Linked DNA regions of Homo sapiens: regions 1 and 2 are each linked to region 3. A link is an interaction called in ENCODE POLR2A ChIA-PET data of the cell type or tissue named here. Cell type or tissue: Caco-2. All regions are shown on one strand. Links, peaks and the distances in the headings refer to the core of each region. The heading gives the core; the rest is flanking DNA.

Region 1 (6,583 bases), core at 313-4,312, 69 kb before region 3:
ACTTCATTCCTGAAGTTTTAGTCTGTAGCCAGATTTTAATTCTGGCCTGTTTTGGTTTTTAGATGATAGATCTTTTAGTGTGTCAACAGGAATGTAAAGTTTGTATTAACATCTAGGGTGATCACCTGCCATGCTATTAAGTCAGCATGGTATAATTAAAAGTTACATATGTAGGTTCAGAGCCTCTTAGCACAGTGTTACATTGTAAGCTCTTGGAGGGCAGGAATGAGATTCTAGTCCTTACGGAAATGGAGTTTGGGCTTCTATCCCTAGCATTCATTCTAGTGCCATGCACGTGGTAGGAATTCTGTAAATATTTGTGAAAGAAATGAATTTCTGCCTGTAGGGTTCAGCAGTGTATACTTAAATGTGATGTGTACGTAAATGCTGACTGATTTCCAGAGAGGGCTAAAGAGGACTTGGGGGGCGGTCTGCGGGTTGGGGAGATTGGCTCAGATGATTTATGAACTCGGTAAGAGCTGAACATTGACTAACGGATCATAAGGTAATTGAGGAACATTGTAAGTCAAACTTCAATTTAGTTCTACCAGCAGGAAGGATTTGTTTACAACCTGCAATAGTACTCTTTTAGATGATGTGAAGCTTTGAAAATATTGAAATAAGTGATTGCTCACCTCTCCCCCCAGGTATATAGGAATTGATTGTGTATTTGGGGGATCCTACCCTAAACTGAGAATTAGAGACTAGTGAAGCATGGGATTGTGTGGATAATGTTTCTTCATGTTTATGTACTTAAATAAACCAGCAAAATATACGTCGAGAATGTATCTAAATTATTTTTTTGTCCTAAGAAGTTGAGGTGCAGGCTGGCTGAATTTTTTTTTTTTTTTTTAGTAGCTGAATTCTTTTGAGACTGTTTTCAGTGTTCCCCAGAGAGCTCTGCCTAAAATACCTTAACTTCCGCAAATAAGTAAAGTGAAAAGTCCTGATTCCTTGCCTCTTTATTTTGCGCTGGTACTACAATAATATAATGGTTACTTTATATCAAACATTATGACACCTTGACCTTTGGAATATTAGAGGTCTCACAATAACTTCGGAGCCACCTTGAGAAACGAGCAGATATGAATCAGAGAGGACCCAAGGGCCGTTGGAGAGGCACTGCTCCCTCTGAGAATGCCCAAGAGGGGTGGGGGCGGGGGGGGGCGGGTAAAGGCTTAGAAATAAAGAGGTGAAGTGAACCTTTTGCTTCAAATATTCTCTATTTCTATTTTTTTTGTGGTACTTTTCTTCTGATTCTCTCTGATATGTTCATAGATGCTGGTTTGCTTAATTTGTATTCAAAATTTGGTACTAATAACCCTGAGTGAAAAAATAATTTGGAGACTAGATTCAAGGGTTTATTAACAGACTTCTCTGTTGTGTTTCTTGTTGCTTTGGTTGGTTCTTCATCTACCTTTCTCTGTTTAAATATAAAAATCAGGTGGAAAATATGGAGGACTTTGATTAATCAAACTAGTTAAGAGATCATTTAGTGGTGCGTCTACACAATAGTCATTTCTGTTTTTTTTCTTTACTTTCAACCTTTCTTTAGGCTAAAGAGAAGTTTGTTTGTTTTCTTTTCTTTTTCCACTCATGTGCACAATGAAGTTTTTAGGGGGTTGCAAGTGTATAGTTCATTTATTTTCTTTCTTGTTTAACAATTAATTACACTATTCCAGGCTATGAAGAAAAACACAAATGGAAGTATCAACCTTACTGGTAGAGTGCATTTCTAATTCTGCTTTCACAGTGGTAACGTCTTGTTCTCTAAAACGTGTCTTCCTGTGAACATAGCTGTCTGGGTCAGGACTGCTCTAGAGAAATGCTATCATGTGTCATGAAAGTTATACTTAACTAGGGTTAGGCCAGACAAATACTCAGTGTCATTTTAAAGAATCAGAGTGCTATAATTTTAGCTATTCCCTTTTATTTCTGATGTCATTTTGTTCATAGGTTTCTAGACCAACTGGGGAGATTCCCGTTAAAAAGTATGTATACTGAAACATAGATTTTAGATCATCTAGTTTCCAAAATTGTGTAATAGGATTTTGGCATCAAGTATGTGAACAGTTTATATTCTGTCATAGTACATATCCATTTTTGGTATCATTTCATTTGTTTCCCTTTAAGAAATAAAACCTATAGTCTCCAGTTATCTACACTGAAACTTCCTTTTTGAAATAAAAATTTGCTTTTTTTTTCTAACAGTAATGGTAACAGGTATACTTTTGATCCCACCTGTTTTTACTTTGCTCACTTTATTTTCTTTTTTAGTGTAAACAGGAACATCGATAAGTAGTGTAAAAACTTGCACAATGAAATCCGAAGCCAAGGATGGAGAGGAGGAGAGTCTACAGACTGCTTTCAAAAAATTAAGAGTGGATGCATCAGGGTAATTAAATATGTAATATATTATTTGGAATTATTTGTTTACTTATTTTAAATAGTCCCTTTTCCCTAAAAAGCTCTTCCTCTTTTAATATTTCTCATTATTGAAAGAAGATATAAATGCTAATAGTGCGACATTCTTCCAGATTCTGCACAGTATTGTTTTAGTTTAAAAAGAAAACCCTTTGGTTAAATTTGAAAAGTAGCAGTTCATTTGCCCTCCCAGGTTGGGTGTTTTGGTTTCGTTCACTTTGAGGAGGGCTTCCCCCCCACTTCTTTTTAATCAAAGATTATCAAGCGGTGTCCCACTAGGGATTTTATCATACATCTCAAGGGAATCACAGTATTTTTCACTAAAAGTGGGTTGGCTCAGTGGAAATCTATGAAGACATTGTAGATTTCATGGTCTGTGATTGCTCAGTCTATCACTATGGAAACCTCTATTCAGGAGGGTTCTGTCACTGAGATCAATAACCTTGGACCCTTTGGCCAAACTAATTAGAGCACCTGCATACCAGCTGCTCTCTGAATGTTAGTATTTCACCCTTTGCAAAATGTTCTGTGTAAGACTCTTCTCACACCAATTCTTTCTCCCAGGCCAAAATAAATCAACATTTTTAATGGATATAAGAATTTCTTTTCATAAATGGAAACTAAACACTGGAAGCTCAGAGTAGAACACCCACAAGTAATAATCATCATCATTAAAGTTTATTATTCACTTCCTGTGCCCTCAACACTGGGTTAAGTACTTTGTGCGCATTATTTAATTCTCACTACACCTTAGGACATGGGTACTACTGTCATTTCAGTTTACAGATGAGACTCACACAAATTAAATTACTTGCTAAAAGTCACATTGGTAGGACGTTGCAGAGCCAGGATTTGAACCTAGATAGCCTGTCTCCAGAACCTCTGCTCTTTTTTTTTTTTTTTTTTTTTTTTGAGACGGATTCTGGCCCTGTCGCCCAGGCTGGAGTGCAGTGGCGCAATCTCAGCTCACTGCAAGCTCCGCCTCCCGGGTTCACGCCATTCTCCTGCCTCAGCCTCCCGAGTAGCTGGGACTACAGGCGGCCACAACCACACCTGGCTGATTTTTTGTATTTTTAGTAGAGACGGGGTTTCACTGTGTTAGCCAGGATGGTCTTGATCTCCTGACCTGGTGATCCACCCACCTCGGCCTCCCAAAGTGCTGGGATTACAGGCGAGAGCCACTGCGTCTGGCCCAGAACCTCTGCTCTTAACCATCCTTTATGTGGTACCTTGAAGGCGATAGGAAGAAATGCATGCAGTACCTAGCACAAAGTGAAAACTAGATGTTAGTTGTTGTTACAGCCACCTGCCTATTGCTAGTACTATTTTTGGGCTATCAAATGAGAAGATTTATGCTGATAGATTTGCACAGTAGATGTTATAGGTGCTCATATTTGCTTCCATGTTACTTCAAAAACATATCTTTCCTCCTGATGGTTTTCTAATATGGTCAACTTGCCAGTTCATATCAGTACTTTGATAAATTGTCTTGGGAAACAGAAGCAAAGCAGAGAAGCAGAGAGTTCCAGATTGTGGCTGCAGTGTATCCTTTGTGATTTCTTATATAGGAATAATTTTTTTATATCAGGAAAATACTAGGAATGTGTACCCACAATTATACATACAAATCTCTTAGTGTGTAATTTTGTATAAGTAACTCTTGATACACGGACTTCTTTCCTGATGTTTTAAGAAGTTGAAATGTAAAATAAAGCCAGGCCGGGCATGATGGCTCATGCTTGTAATTCCAGCACTTTGGGAGGCCAAGGTGAGCACATCACTTGAGCTCAGGAGTTTGAGACCAGCCTCGGCAACATGGTGAAACCCGTCTGCAAAAAAACAAAGAATTAGCTAGGCATGGTGGTGCGTGCCTGTAGTCCCAGCTGCTCTGTAGGCTGAGGTAGGAGGATCACTTGAGCCCGGGAGCTGGACGTTGGAGTGAGCTGAGATCATGCCACTGCACTCCGGCCTGCGCAACAGAGCGAGACCCTGTCTCAAAAAAAAAAAAAGTAAAATTAAGCCATTTTGGTATCCCTAAAAATTACTTGGAACATTATTTAAAAATTTTTCAAAATATATGGTCAAAAATTATGTATTTGTAAAACCACATGCTGCATGTTCTCACTTAGAAGTGGGGGCTAAACATTGAACACACGTGGACATGGGAACAATAGACACCGCTGACTACTGGCGTGGGGAGGGCAGGAGCGGAATGTGGGTGGAAAACCTACCTATAGGGTACTGTGTTCACTACCTGGGTCCAGTATACCCATGAACAATCCTGTGTATGTACCACCTGTATCTAAAGTAAAAGCTGAAATGAAAAAAAATTATATATTTGTAGCATGTATTCTGCCTTGAGTAAAATTATATTTGTAGCATATATTCTGCCTTGAGTAAAATTATAAGAAGGGAAGGAGAATATTTGAGAAAATGAAATAAGAGAAGGGGTGAGTCATTAGCATGACTAAGCAGAATAAGACTTGTGTAGTAGTGTATCATACATTCTAGTTGTTTTATATTGTTGCCAGTTTACAAATGGGATATCTGAGGATTGACTCATAAACTAACCAGGCCTTGCCAGGAATTTAGCATGATCCTGTTCAACAGGTTTTCCTTAGTGGTATTTGTCTTATTAGGACAAATCTCTATATATTTATTACAAAACAATATCCTATTTATCTGATTGTAACATAATACATGCTTATTATAGAAAAATTTACAAAAACAAAACAGGATAAAAACAGAAGTAAAAATCACAGTTTACCGTAACCACTGTTAACATCTAGACCACTGGTTCATGATAGCCTATACTTATTTTACATAGTTGAGATCATAATATATGTATAGGTGTTTAACCATGCTGCTTTCTCCTTATAAGCATTCCCCCATATCATTAAAAGTTCTTTGTACACTTAATTTCTAATAATTTCCCAACATTTTGCCATATAGATATGCCATAATTTAGAAATACAGTATTTTTTTTCTATTAGATATTTAGGTTATTCCCAGTTACTTTTTACTTTCAATTATGTTTTGTTGAACATCCTTTCATTTTAGTAGATTAATGTCGCTTTCTAAAGAATTTTTGTCAACACCATAGCATGTATAGTAGGAGGGGTGTGTGTGTGTGTGTGTGTGTGTGTGTGTGTGTGTGAAAAAAGTCTGGAAGGATTTCCACCAATGTTTGATGTTGGTAGTCTCTGGGTTGTGAGGTATGGATGATTCTGTTTTTCTTGCTTTTAGATTTTTTCACGTTCTTTACTGGGAACCCATATTATCTGTATAATTTTAAACCGCAAGGATTTAACTCTGAGTAATATTTCAAGTTCATTTGTTGCAAAAGTTAGAATATTTTTCTAAAAGTTGCATAATATTTGAAAATGTATTCAGTGTTAAGTTAGATGGAGTCTCCTAAACTAAGTTTAGTTCCATGACTCTGGTTTGCCCGCATAAGATAAATGGTCAGTGTCATTAGCATTCTCTGGCCATAAGGCCTGATCTGCCCCAGGGAAACAGCCTGAAAGTCTATTTATATCCTGCTGCTGGGTACACTTACCAGTCATTCTTTGGCTTATGATTTTGCAGCCATGGGCTTTTAGGGATACTCTAGATTTGGTTTTGAAGGAAAATTTACATTAAAAGCTGAGCAATTTTTGAGAAACCCAAACTAGAAAAAAAAATGTATTGATAAAAGTTGTATTTGAGCTAGTGAGAACAATATGTTCTCCTCATTTTACAGTTTTTTGTAGCTGTAAACTTTGTTCTTGTCTTCAGGTCTGTAGCATCTCTGTCTGTTGGAGAAGGCACAGGTGTCAGAGCACCAGTCAGAACAGCAACAGATGATACCAAACCTAAAACCACATGTGCATCTAAAGACAGTTGGCACGGGTAAGAGCTTCTTATTGAGATGATTTTTATTCCAATATTATAATAGTATTGGATTTTCCTTTCTGAGTGTCCAGAAAAGAGTTAGGTTATGATATAGAACCTAAGACCCAATGATTAGATGAGGACCTATTCCTTCTTTTGCTGAATTTGCTGAGACTTTTTTTTGGCCTGGTCCATAGTCAATTTTTACAAATATTCTATGTCTGTTTGAGAAGATTGGGACTTCTCTAATTATTCTTGGGTTCTCTGTCCATTAAGTCAGGCTTTT
Region 2 (6,583 bases), core at 313-4,312, 710 kb before region 3:
AGGTTGAGAACTCTGGACTCCTCTTCAACACTCTTACCTGTAAATTCTAGCCACTTTGGCCATTCTGCTTGAGTTTCCCTTCTATGAGCTGCATTGTGAAAACTGTCTCCACACAGGAAGGGGTGATCTTAAGGCTCATCTCATTTTTTTTCTCTCAGGAATCATAGTCTTCATTGTCTGTTGTCCAGTATATGGAAAGCATTGTTTCATATCATTTTGCCTGTTTTCCTAATTGTTTAAGGGAGGATCAATCTGGTCTCTATTACTCTATCATTACTGACAGCAGAAGTCTTTGCCCAACACTTTTGAGAAAAAAATTATACATCTGGAAGATCTGAAAGTCTGAAAAACACTGCTATAGACCTGTTAACTCTCTTCAAAACCGTCCCGGGAAAAAAATCCTTTATAATGTAGGATTTGACCAATCTAGATCAAAATTGCACAATTTCCCCTCCTTGAAATTAAGGACCAAGAAGGGTGGGGAAAGGAGAGAGAAAAAGGAGAAAGGAAACATGAAGGTGTTCTCTCCTTGCTATGGTTTGAGTGTGTGTGTCTCCCCTGAATTTATAAGTTGGAACCTAAGACCTGTTGTGATAGTATGAAGAGGTGGGGACTTTAGGAGGTGATTAAGACATAAGGGATCTACCTTCATGAATGGGCTTAGTGCCCTTATAAAAGAACTAGCTAGGCCCTTTTAGACCTTCCATCTCTTCTGTCATGTGAGGACACAGTATTCATCCTTTTTTGCCCCCTTCCACCATGTGAAGATGCAGCAAGAAGATGCTATCATGAGGCCGGACGCAGTGGCTCACACCTGTAATCCCAGCACTTTGGGAGGGTGAAGCGGGCGGATCACTTGAGGCCAGGAGTTCGAGACCAGTCTGGCCAACACAGCAAAGCCCCATCTCTACTAAAAATACAAAAATTAGCCAAGTGTGATGGCCTCTGCCTGTAATCCTAGCTACTTGAGAGGCTATGTCATGAGAATCACTTGAACCTGGGAGGCGGAGGTTGCAGTGAGCTGAGATCATGCCACTGCACTCCAGCCTGGGCAACAGGGTGAGAGTCCATCTCAAGCAACAAAGAAGGTGCCATCATGAGAGCAGAGAGCAGCCCTTACCAGACGCCAAATTTGCTAGTATCTGTATCTTGATCTTGGACTTCCCAGCCTCCAGAACTGTGAAAAAATAAATTTATCTTCTTTATAAATTACCCAGTCTCAGCTATTTTGCTATAGCAGCACCAATGAACTTGGATACCCCCCAGCACCAAGAAATTCATTCTGCCTGATTTGGAGGCAGCATAATTGTTGACAGCACAGGCACAGGTGCTAACTGCCTGGGTTCAAGTCCCAGCTCTGCCATTTGTAAGCTTTCCTTGGGCTGGTTACTTGACCACTCTGTGCTTCAACCTCCTCATTTGTAGAATATGATGATGGCACTATTAGTGCCTACCTCTTAGGTACTAATATTAGGTACCTTCTTAGGGTTGTTATGAGAGTTAAATAAATTAATGTTTTTTTGTTTGTTTGTTTTTGAGACGGAGTCCCGTACTGTCATCCAGACTGGAGTGCAGTGGTGTGATCTCGGCCCACTGCAACCTCTGTGTCCTGGGTTCAAGCGATTCTCCTGCTTCAGCCTCCCAAGTAGCTGGGATTACAGGCACACACCACCAGGCCCAGCTAATTTTTTTTCTATTTTTAGTAGCGACGGGGTTTCACCATGTTGGCTAGGCTGGTCTCAAATTCCTGACCTCATGTAATCCACCTTCCTTGGCCTCCCAAAGTGCTGGGATTACAGGTGTGAGCCACCATGCTTGGCCAGTAAATTAATGTTTATAAAATACTAAGGACAGTGAATGGTACATAGCAAGCACTATGTAAGTGATTGATTAAAAGTATGAGTTTTTTTTTCATTAAAGAAGTAATACATATTTAGTGCAGATATAGAAGTTCACCAGGGTGGAGAAGTGTGGCCTGCTGAAGCTGTCTGTCTTCCAAGATACCTCTTAGGTTGGATTTCCTTAATGCAGCATATTTGCTCAAGCCTAGCTCTCAATCTTGCAGGTGTGGGAGAAACAAAGCTTGCCATGGTGGCTGGATCAGATCTATCAAAGGCAACTTCCATCTCTATAGTACCAACCACTGGGAGGCCCCAGCACGACTGTGTATTCAGCAATGCTCTCTGCCCAGTGAAAAATTTACACCTTCTTTATTGGGCAAAAATAACCACACAAAACTGGTCGCCTCTGCTTTCTACAACTCAAGTGGCCATGTAAAGTTTTCTTTAACAAACATGTTTTATAACAACTAGTTAAACAGTTACGAGTTTTATGGTTTAAAGATTGTATTTACAATCTGTGTAGTCCTACAGCAGTATCTCTCAGAAAGCCACGTGTCTTCTCATTAAATATTGCTGAACATGAGGAAAAATGAACAACTGTAATATAATCAGGAAAAATTTATATATATATTATTTCTTACTTTTTAAAAATTATGGTAAAATACTCATAACATAAAACTTACCATCTTAACAATTTTCAAATGTACAGTTCAGTGGTATTAACTGCATTCGTACTATTGTGCCATCGCCACCATCCATCCAAAAACCTCTTTTAGTCTTGCAAAACTGAAACTCTGTACTTATTTGACAATATCTCCCCATTCTTCCCTCCACCCAGCCCCTGGCAACCCCCATTATACTTTCTGCCTCTGTGAATTTGACTAATCTAGGTACCTCATATAAGTGGAATCATAAGGTATTTGTCTTTTTGTGACTGGCTTATTTCACTTAGCATTGTGTCTGCAAGGTTCACTTACGTTGTAGCATGGGTCAGAATTTGCTTCCTTTCTAAGACTGAAGAATGTTCCATTGTATGCATGTATCACACTCTGTTCATTCATTTATTCATCAATGGACACTTGGGTTGCTTCCACTTTTGGCTATTATGAATAATGTTGCTGTGAACATTGGTGTACACATATCTCTTTAAAACTCTGTTTTCAATTCTTTTGAATATATACCCAGAAGGCAAATGGCTGCATCATATGGTAATTCTGTTTTTTTAATTTTTTGAGGAACTGCCATTCTGTTTTCCATAGTGGCCGCATCATTTCACATTCCCAAAAACAGTGCCCAAGGGATCCAATTTCTCTACATCCTATACAACACTTGTTTTTTTTTTTTTTTTGACTTATTGATAGTAGCCATCCTAAAGAGTGTGAGATGATATCTCATTGTGGTTTGATTTGCATTTCCCTCATGATTCCTTTCTTTTTTAAGAAACAAATAAGAAATAGCTTACATACAGTTATAAGATAAAGTGCCATATCTTACCAGCATGGCAGAATGAAATAGCACACATGCATATACCTGTGAAACCGCCACCAGATTAAAATATAGAACATTCCCAGCATTCCAGAAGGCTCCCTCATTCCCCTCCCAGTCAGTAAGCTCTAAGATAGCCACTCTTCTGGGGCACGTATAGTTTTCATCTATCCTGTGGCTTTTGCCCCACCAGACCAATTTCCAACAACGCCCTTGGCATATTGTTCTATTACAGTCACAGCAATGTTAACATTCTACATAACCTTCTCTTGCTTATCTTGCTGAGAGGGCAATTTCAGTGCAGTATTTAAAATTCTCCAGGTACTTATGTCCTCCAAATTATTTCCCGTCTCTTACAAGTCTTCTTATCAAATTCAATTGTGACTTCACACTTCTGTAACCAAGATTTGTTTGATTCTACACAAGTTTAGCAGCTGATGTCTTCCCTCAGAAGTGGAATTACATTTACCAAGCTCATGAGACTGAGATGGAAAATCGGAATGTCAATGTATTCATTGATAACATGAAATATAATTGTTAAGCAGACTGACATCTACTCAGCAAAACCAGCACATTCTTTCCTGAAGGCAGATCCAAGTGAAAAGCCAAATTACACAGAGGGTGGCTTGGTGAGCATTTAATCATTCAACATGATCTACTAAAAGACAATTACATGTCAGGGACTGTGCTGGACACTAGGTGGAGAATAGTGAATAAGAAAGACAGGGCTCTGTGCTTGTGGATCCTAAAGTGTAGGAAAAAGACAAGTCCTGAACATATAATCAGACTTGTAGGTTAAAGAAAAAAAAAAACTGTGTATCTTAGACTCTGCTTTCCCTAGATCCACTAAAATAACAGTACAGGGATTTTTTTAAAAGGCAGTACATTCAGACAGGGGTCAGCAAACTATGGTCCGCAGGCCAGATCCAGCCTGTTGGATCTGGCTAAGAAAATAGTCCACATATTGTCTGTGGCTGTTTTCATACTACAATGACAGAGTGGAGTGGATGCAATGGAGACCATATGGCATCCAAAGCCAGGAATGTTTACTACCTGGCTACTGAGAAAATTTGCCAATCCCGGTTCTTGAGCAGCACCGTTCAATGGAACTTTCTGCAGTGATGGAAATGTTCTGCACTGTCTGATGCAGTAGCCAGCCACTACCTTTGTGTGGCTATAGAGCACTTGAAACGTGACTAGTGCAATTGAGAAGCTGAAAGTTTATTTTATTTTAATTACATTTATTTATTTATTTATTTCTGAGACGGAGTCTTGCTCTGTCACCCAGGCTGGAGTGCCAAGTGGCATGATCTTGGCTCACTGCAAACTCTGCCTCCTGTGCTCAAGCAATTCCCCTGCCTCAGCGTCCCGAGTGGCAGGGATTACAGGCACTCGCCACCACACCTGGCTAATTTTTATATTTTTAGTAGAGATGGGGTTTCACCATATTGGCTAGGCTGGTCTCAAACTCCTGACCTCAAGTGATCCACCTACCTTGGCCTCCCAAAGTGCTGGGATCACAGGTATAAAATAGGCCTGGCCTATTTTAATTAAGTTTAAATAGCCACATGCGACTAGAGGGTACTTTATTGGATAGCAAGCTGCAGACTACAAGACAAGGGGTATCTGGCTTGAGAGACACCAAGCATAGTGAAAGATAGGGTCTTCGGACTGAAAGCAGAAGGATTAAGTGAAAGTTCACATAAGGGAGGTTGAGATGCTCTGCCCAGTTGCTTCTCGGGCTTCTTTCCCAGCCTACACTCTAGAATGCTGACTCTGAGCAAATAATGCTGATCCTAAACAAATAATGAGACTCCTAGGTTGAAAAAAAAGACTATTAGCAGGTATGGTGGTACGTGCCTGTAGTCCCAGCACCTCAGGAGGCTGAGGTGGGAGGATTGCTTGAATCTGGGAGGTCAAGGCTGCAGTGAGCCATGATCACTGCACTCCAGCCTGGGTGACAGAGTGAGACCACGTCTCAAAGAAAAAAAGAAAGAAAAGAAAAACTGCACTGCCCAGGACTATACTCTCTAAGGGAGGATTATCCTCTCCTAAAAAGAAGCTAGAAGAGTCTTTTCTGGAGAATTTGACCAGTTCAGAAGGAAAGATGTAAAGATCCTGATACTGATGACTAATGAATAGTCATCAAAGCTCATAGTTAATAAGCCCTGCTCACATGCACATAGCTTCCAATAACTTTTAGTCTAAGTCTCATCCTTCAATATAAGCAAACTGTCAAGGAGCATCATAGGTTTTTATTATTTTTTTACTTAGGCTAATACAATGTAAAGAATAGTAGATTTGAGGAGAGTCTGTAATAAATAAGAAAGAGACCAAACAGATAAACAGACTTCGGCAAAGACATATGGAAACCTGTTTTATTAAATTAGGACATCCATGAAGTTGGATTATGAGAAAAATTGTCTTTATTTTCACAAAGTTCAGCTCAAACTTAGCATTTTCTTCAATTATGAAAATAAAGAAGAGACTGTAGTAGTATTCGTGTTCCTGTGACTTCATCAGCAATAGAAATCAGGTATTTTCCCCATCACATTGCTGTTGTTGAAATTATTTCAAAATATCACTTACGTTCATCACAACTTTGAAATCATGGTCATTATTAGACATGTTCCAAATCTTGTAAAAGCACATATGTTATTCTATGACTGATTTACTTTTTAAACATTTTGATAAATGTACTTTAACACGAATGATTTCTTTTATAATCCTATATATATAATTTTATTAATAAAAAAATATTATGCTAAGAAGGCATCCTTGAGCTCCACCAGACTGCAAAGAACTTCATGTCACAAGAAGGGTTAAGAGCATCTATAATAATGTTATCTTTAGGACTATAAGTGGATGGGGGAAATGCAGATAATAATCATCAAGCACTATGTGCCAGATTTTAAAATTCACAATTCTGAGAGGTAGGCATTATTATTATTATTATTATTTTGTTAGTTTTCATTAGAATTTTGGAATGCTTGTGTTATCATTTCAATGGGATATTTGGAGAGAGAAGAGATGAACTGATGTGCTTAATCAGTCCTCTCAACCCATAAGTCCAGCTTCCTTTTGTGAAAATAGTATGTGTACATCATAAGCAAGTTAGAGAAGTGCAATAAGGACAGCAAAAATCACCCTTAACGCCCCTACCGGTTTGGTGAACATCGTTCCAGACAGCAATCTATGCATATAGACATAACTTTACACACCTAACTTATATAAAGATAAATGTATATGGGGACTTC
Region 3 (7,832 bases), core at 1,694-5,693:
TCTCACATGATGTGATCAGAGAGGCTGTGCTAGGCTGAATGGCAGCTCCATGATGCCCTCAGGGACCCGCCTCCATCTGCCTTTCCCTCCCTCTGTCCTTAGAGGGTGGCTTTTGTCCTCACACTCAGAAATAGCCACTGCACACCTAGCCTCACCTCTGCATTCCAGGCAGCGGAGGTCCAAATGCAACAGCTTCTCTCCATGCAGAAGTGAAGACCTTCCCCAGATGTAGAGAATGGGAAGGTGAATATTTTTAGCCGGATGCGTTGCTTCCCTGAACAAATTAGGCTTCCGTTAGTGGGAAAGAGGGAGAGAATGGATATTTGGTGAGCAGCTAGCAATGTCTGTCTCAACATCCTTGCAGAGGTTTGAAGACTGTGACCTTAATATCCCGAGTCTTCCCTGGTCACCACATCTCTAGCCCCTTCACTGCACCTCTGTTTTCATGTCTCCTCCTTCTCCATCTTTCAGATGGAGAGACAGAGGCACAAACATCATTCACGGTCAAGAGCACAGGCTTTGGGGTTAGATAACACTCGTTCCTTGGGCATGTCACTTTCCTGAGCCTCAGTTTCTCCAACGGTGGGAGGTGGTAGAAATTGATATAGTACTTACCACTGAGGGTAAAATGAGATATAACCTGTGTAAATACTGTACACCACAGTCATTCAATAGTGGCAGCTTAAAAAAATTATTCTACGATTACCCTTGCTTCAGTGATTCTTCTTGGTGTTATTGAAGGGTGAGATCTCGGTGGGGATCTCCCAGGTGTTTCCATAATCCCAGCGATCACCCCAGGGAGAACCTCTTTCCTTAGGCTGCTAGAGGACATGTGCCATAGGACCAGATAGGAGGGAGGGGCAGCGGTGGGAATGCGTTTTCAGAGCTACCTTTGGCCAAGCCGTATCCTTGTGGGGACCTATTGCATTGCTGCTGAAGTGCTTTTCCCATCAGCCCTGGCTTCGTGTGGCCCTGTCTGGCAAGGGGGTGCTCCTACAAAGTCATGGCAGCCTGGTGCCAAAACCATCATCCCATAGGACCTGCTGTAGCTTTGCCAGAAGCCTGGCCCAAGGGGTGGAGGCCCCTGGAGCTCTGACCCACCACGTGGAGGGTGGGAAATGCCACAGAGCAGGTTCTCTAGAAGGGATTTGTCAGAAGCTAAACTGGGGTGCCCCCTGGGCTCAGGCCTGCACAGTTTCTCCCTGACCACCCAGCTGGGATGGATATAAAGACAGGTGTCATGTTGCAGAAAGCCTGCCCTAAGAGGCCCTACTGGTGTTTTCCTTTATTAAAAAAAAATAAAATCTCGGCCAGGCGCAGTGGCTCATGCCTGTAATCCTAGCACTTTGGGAGGCCGAGGCGGGCAGATCACGAGGTCAGGAGATTGAGACCAGCCTGCCTAACACGGTGAAACCCCATCTCTACTAAAAATACAGAAAATTAGCTGGGCAAGGTGGCACGCGCCTGTAGTCCCAGCTACTCGGGAGGCTGAGGCAGGAGAATCACTTGAACCCAGGAGGCAGAGGTTGCAGTGAGCCAAGATTGCACCACTGCACTCCAGCCTGGGTGACAGAGTGAGACTCTGTATTAAAAAAAAAATCATACATTCATTTGGTTCAAAACCCAACAGTTAGAAAAGTATTACTATAAAGAGTCCATCTCCTTTTCCTGTCCCCATCTTGTTGCCACCTCCATAGGCAACTCTTGTTTGTAGTTTCTTTCCTTTCCTTCCAGTTACTTTCTATTAAGATGGAAAATATGAAATTGCTAATATTTGACCAGGTTTGGCCTATAAAATGGCAATTTCATACTGTTCAACCTAATATAAACAAATGTATAGATTCCTGTTCTTCTCTTTCTTACACAAAAAGTAGCATATTATACTGTAGCATATACATACTGTTTGGAATCTTGCTTTTTTTTCTTTGCTGTGTATATATTGGAGATCTATTCATGTTTTTCCAAGTACAGAACTTGATCAGTTTCTAAATGCTTGTGTAGAATTCCATTATATAGCTGTGCCACAATTTACTGAATCAGGTCCCCATTGTTGTACATGGATGTTTGGGTAGTTTCCAGATATTTGCTGTGTTAGATCAATATTTCCACCCATGGGTTGGTATATCTCTAGAATAAATTCCCCCAACTCGCAGTTGCTGGATCAAAGGCTCTCTGTGGTGGCTGTCCCATTTTATCTTCCCGTCCACATTGTTTTAGGGTGGGAAGGCCTCTGCCACTGACTTGCTGAATGACCCCGGGCAAGTCCCTGCCCCTCTGTGGTTCTCCATTTCCTGGAGCACTGAGCTCTCCTTGCCTTGTCCTTGGGGGGAAAAAAGCCGGCCCAGATTCACTTCCTTGCTTGGCCTTTCCCACGTCCCAGTCATGGGCAGCTATTGTTACTGTGGATCCTTTGGGAGATGACTTTAGCTCAGAGGGAGTCCAGGGCAGCCCAGTGAGGTCAGCATGGAAGAGCAAACAGGAGGACGAGGCGAGGCAAAGGCACAGCGGTGTGGCAGCTGGGGCAAGGCAGCGATTGCCAAATGCCAGTCACTGCCATACCTTCCTGAGCCGCGCCGTGTCCACATGCTGTCTGGATCCCCTTACTATTTAAAAAACATTTTAACTTTCTTAAATCTAAATTTATTCTTATAAAGAAACTTTAGATCATTACCATAAATACAAATCTAGTATTAGATTAGAAAAAGTTAGCCAAAAAAAAGAAAAAGAAGAAGAAAAAGAATACAGTGAAGCAAAATATCATTAAACCCCATCCCTCAGTTGCTTATTAAAATCTTGGCCAGGTGCAGTGGCTCATGCCTGTAATCCCAGCACTTTGAGGGGGCCAAGGCAGGAGAATTGCTTGAGGCCAGGAGTTTGAGACCAGCCTGGGCAATATGGTGAGAACCCATCTCTACAAAAAAATAAAAAAATTAGCTGGGTGTGGCAGTGCTCACCTGTAGTCCCAGGTGCTGTTCGGGAGACTGAGGCAGGAAGATAGCTTGAGCCCAGGAAGTTGAGGCTTCAGGGAGCCATGATCACACTACTGCACTCCAGCCTGGGCGAAAGAGCCAGACTCTGTCTAATAAAGCAAACAAACTCAGACTCAAGGCTGCTTGCTGCTGGGCTCTCAGTTAAAAAACAGCGTGTAAGAGACGCATTAAAGCTCACGCCTGTAATCCCAGCACTTTGGGATTACACTTTGGGAGGCACTTTGGGAAGCCAAGGTGGGCAGATCACGAGGTCAGGAGTTCGAGACCAGCCTGGCCAACATGGTGAAACCCCGTCTCTACTAAAAATACAAAAATTGGCCGGGCGTGGTGGCGGGCACCTGTAATCCCCGCTACTCAGGAGGCTGAGGCAGAAGAATTGCTTGAGCCCGGGAGGCAGAGGTTGTAATGAGCCGAGATCGCACCACTGCACTCCAGCCTGGGTGATAGGGCAAGACTCCGTCTCAAAAAAAAAAAAAAAAGGTCTTTTTAAATTTTTTCTCTTTTTACAGATGCACTTTCTACAGTGTTACTTAATGAATGGTCTGGTACCACCTATCATTCTTGGTCCTGCCAGTAGAAAGCATCCCATCCTTCAGAGACACTGGCCTGAAAGACAGATTTCTCCTCTCCCTCTTCCCAGTGTCAGAGAGAAGGAAAGCCAGTATTTAGAAGGACTTGTTCAAAATCCAGTCTTTGAAAGGGCAGGATTCAAAGACTTAGCCCAGTTGTGACTGCTATGATGGGATAAGGCAACGGGGTTGGAACCTCCTCTGGACCTCCAGTACCTGGCACGGTGCCTGGGGCCGAATCCGATCTCTGGAAGTGTGTTTTGAACAAAGGGATGCAGTTGTCCAGAGGAAGGCTGGGTTCGGCCCCGCCTGGTGGCTTCTTCCTCCCCTGTCCTTGTGACAGCAGGGTCGCCAGCCCCCAGGAGCAAATGGAGCTGCCTGGAATTCCTTCCCAGAGCTCCTTATCAGTTTTTAGAGCAGCCTGGGGTGGGGTGCGAGTGGGTGTCAGTGACACTGGGATCTGCTCTGGGAAAAGCTGGAATGCCCCAGCCGAGCCCCACCTGGGGAGGGGCGGGAGGCGGGGGAGGCCGCTGGGCTGGGAGGACTCAGCTGTCACATTCCTCCGGCTCACAGAAAGCTCTCCTGGGCGCCTTGTCCTTATTTAGGCAGGAGATGTCTGCTGACTGGGGCCTTGTAAGATGCCTTTGCAGGCCGGCTCCCGGGTGGGGTGGGGCGGGGCGGGGGCAGAGCACACCAAGAGCTAAGTCAGCAGGCTCCTGGGCAGGCGAGCCCCAGGGTGGGAGCCCAACCCTTGGGGAGAAAATCCGCTAAGTAGTGATAACAAAAAATAGCAGCTAACATTCATGGGGTACCTACTATGTGCTGGGCACAATGCTGAGCTGGTCTGTAAGTTCCAGAAGGCGAGTCTCTCCTGTTCACAATGGTACCCCAAGATTAGCCCAGGTTCTGGTACACATAATGTACACATATACTATATACTATATGCACATTCAGAATATCCAGAAGGGTTGCATCAGTCTGGGTTCTGGCAGGAAAGGGTCTATTAGGTGCCTAGTAAATCCTTGTCACAACTGAATGAATATACCCTTCACATGCCACAATTTACATAATCCTTACAAGAAGTAGCTACTAGTATAGCTAAGTGCTATTAGTAACCCATTTTACAGATGGGGAAACTGAGACTGGGAGAGGTTCCATGACTTGGCAAAGATCATGCAAGTTGGAAGTGAGGGAGCTGGGGTTTGAAACCAGGTTGTCTGACTCCAGTAGTAACTAATGCTTCCATCTTCTTATTTTGGTGTTAAGCCACAATAGGATTCCTGGCTTTCCTCTTCCCTGGCTGTGTGGATTTGACGGGTTATATAATCTTCTCACCTGCAAAGTGGGGATAGTGATACCTACTTTAGAGAATATTGTGAGAATTAATTAAGAAAACGCATGCAAGTGCCGGGCATCTAGTAGGTGCGCAGCAAGCATTGCCTATTCATAATGGTGATGTTGATGTTGATGATGATGATGGCGATGAGTCCCAGGGGATTCAGCATCCTCTTGCTGGGTTGCACCCAGGGAGCAGAATAGGCAAAGGGTGAGGCCATTTTCCAGCAGACTTCGTCCCCCTGCAGGAGCACGGTGACAGTCATGGCCCTCTGGAGAGGGTGGCAGGACCTTCATCCTGTCTGTGTTTCCTAAAGAGAAATGTTCACTACTCCTAGGCCATCTGAGGCCTCCAGGTTCCCCAAGCATGAGGCTGGAAGGGGTCTGGGGTAGGTTTTACCCTCTGTTCATCCATGGTACATGATCACATTTTTGTGTCAGCTCCATTGCCCAAGGCTTCCATGAAGCACCTCCTGTGGACCTGGACTAACTTGCCATCCCTTGCTGTCTGTGTACAGGTTGTCTTGGGCAAGTTATTGAAATGCTCAGAGTACTGGTTTTCTCATGTGTACACTGAGGGTGATAATGATAGTATTTCTCTCATAAGGCTGCTGTTCAGTAAAGTGACATGATATGTACAAGCACTTACAATGGGCCTGTCATGTAGTACCTAACCCTTCCAATATGTCTATAACAGAGTAACGATCACAATGACTAACTCTCAATGATTGAAAATTGAAAATGATCACACAGACTTCTCTGGGCCACAGTTTCCCCTTCTTGTTGCTGTGTTGATCTTAAAGGAGATGAGATGATTTCTAAGGGTCCGTCCAGCTCTGTGAGTCTCACAGTCAAGTATATGTGATTCATATAACAAAACGTTTGTCCAGCACATTCCTGGTGAGCCTAAATATTTTCAGATAAATAGTCCTGCTCTGTGCCAGCCTCTGTCTGGTGACAGGCACGCAGCAGCGAAGCTTCTGCCCCTTGTGGGACTCACAGACTAATCAGAGGAAGACAAAGTGACCTTGGAAGCGAAATGCAGGAGACGGTAGAGAGCTGGCAGTCAGGGTGAGCTACCCTGGGGAAGGGTCCTGAAGGATGAGTAGGAGTTCACCAGATAAAGAACCGAAAGATGGGGATGGAGACAAGAGTTCCCAGGAGAAGAAATTACCTATGTTTTCACCCCAGGCATAGAAACAATCGACAGGGCACATTTGAGGAACTGGAAGTTTCTGTCTGACTAGAAGGTTGAGTTTGGAGTCAGACCAGAGAGGTTGGCAGGAGCTAAGTCATGAAGTTACATGAAAGCATTTCCATGTCATCCTTCAGGCACTAGGAAAGGCACTGTGGGGTTTTAAGCAGAGGTTTAAGACCAAATTTTCTGGGGGTGGCCTCTGGGGAAGGTTTCTGGACTAGATGGGGCATAAGAAGGAACGTTTACATCCGGGGTTAGCATCTAGCTGGGCACCCCAGTAGGTATGGTCATGCCAATTGTTAAATATTGAAATAGTCTATACTGGTTTGTCACTAGCAGCCTCCCTGAGCCCCCCAGGCATCCCCCCTACCCCTCTTGGTATTCTGTCCACTTGGTCATTCCCAGCACCCAGCAGCTAAATGGTTAGCCACCTGGCACAGGTGGTTTTATATATATATATAAATATATATATTTTATATATATATATAAATATATATTAATATATATATAAATATATATATTTATATATATATTTATAATAAACATATATTTATGTATATTTATAAATATTTATATATATTTATAATAAATGTATATTTATGTATATTTATAAATATTTTTATATATTTATAATAAATATATCTTTATATATTTATAATAAATATATATTTATAATATATATTAATGTATATATATTTATAATATTTATAAATATATATTTATATATATTTATAATAAATATTTATATATTTATAATAAATATATATTTATTATATTTATAATAAATATATATTTATATATATTTATAATAAATATATATTTATTTATATATATTATAAATATATATTTATTTATATATATTTATTATAAATATATATTATTTATATATAATAAATATATATTATAAATATATATTTATATATATTTATAATAAATATATATTTATATATATTTATAATAAATATATATTTATTTATATATATTTATAATAAATATATATTTATTTATATATATTTATAATAAATATATATATTTATAATAAATATTTATTATATATTTATTATATATTTATAATAAATATTTATTATATTTATAATAAATATTTATATGTATATATAATAAATATTTATTTATATGTATTTATAATAAATATTTATATATATTTATAATAAATATATATTTATATATTTATAATAAATATTTATATATTTATAATAAATATTTATATATTTATAATAAATATTTATTTATATATTTATAATAAATATTTATTTATATATTTATAATAAATATATATTTATAATAAATATATATTTATATATTTATAATAAATATATATTTATATATAAATATATATTTATATATATTTATAATATATATATTTATATATATTTATAATAATATATATTTATATATTATAATATATATTTATTTATATATATTTATAATAAATATATATTTATATATTATAATGTATATTTATTTATATATATTTATAATAAATATATATTTATATATTATAATGTATATTTATTTATATATATTTATAATAAGTATATATTTATTTATATCGCCCCCTGCCTACATCTCAGTCATGCCTTCCAGCTCTAAGAAGGCATTGGAGAGCATCAGATGGAACAGGACCAGCCTGGGAAACTTAGGTTTTTAACCCAGGCCTTTCCCTCTTCTTGCTTGATAGGCAGGAGATTAGACTTGAATCTCCCCTAGGGCCATCCTGCC

Evidence for each region. ChIA-PET counts read pairs that join two places held together with the same protein. Peaks named below come from ENCODE experiments on the same cell type or tissue, not always from the same donor. Only the 100,000 strongest peaks of a DNase experiment are listed, where the experiment ranks them.
Region 1: POLR2A ChIA-PET joins it to region 3 with 7 read pairs; 8 of 35 experiments call an interaction of 5 or more read pairs at or near these places.
Region 2: POLR2A ChIA-PET joins it to region 3 with 6 read pairs; 1 of 35 experiments calls an interaction of 5 or more read pairs at or near these places.

What each region holds. Positions count from the first base shown.
Region 1 is chr20:44,202,693-44,209,275 of GRCh38, reverse strand. OSER1 (oxidative stress responsive serine rich 1) reads left to right here. Exons shown (of 4, transcript NM_016470.8): 2 at 2,278-2,395; 3 at 6,202-6,315. The coding sequence starts at 2,319. Among named protein-coding and RNA genes, the nearest start is that of OSER1, 4.8 kb to the left of the region's middle. RefSeq lists an enhancer at 4,347-5,546. In Caco-2, for the core only: no CTCF peak of the experiment used is centred there; no DNase peak of the experiment used is centred there; H3K4me3 peaks cover 503 bases.
Region 2 is chr20:44,847,341-44,853,923 of GRCh38, reverse strand. No RefSeq gene overlaps it. Among named protein-coding and RNA genes, the nearest start is that of YWHAB, 35 kb to the left of the region's middle. In Caco-2, for the core only: a CTCF peak has its summit at 3,970; a DNase peak (open chromatin) is centred at 2,153.
Region 3 is chr20:44,133,647-44,141,478 of GRCh38, reverse strand. All of the region lies in intron 2 of JPH2 (junctophilin 2), which reads left to right. Among named protein-coding and RNA genes, the nearest start is that of JPH2, 50 kb to the left of the region's middle. In Caco-2, for the core only: no CTCF peak of the experiment used is centred there; DNase peaks (open chromatin) are centred at 2,378 and 3,978.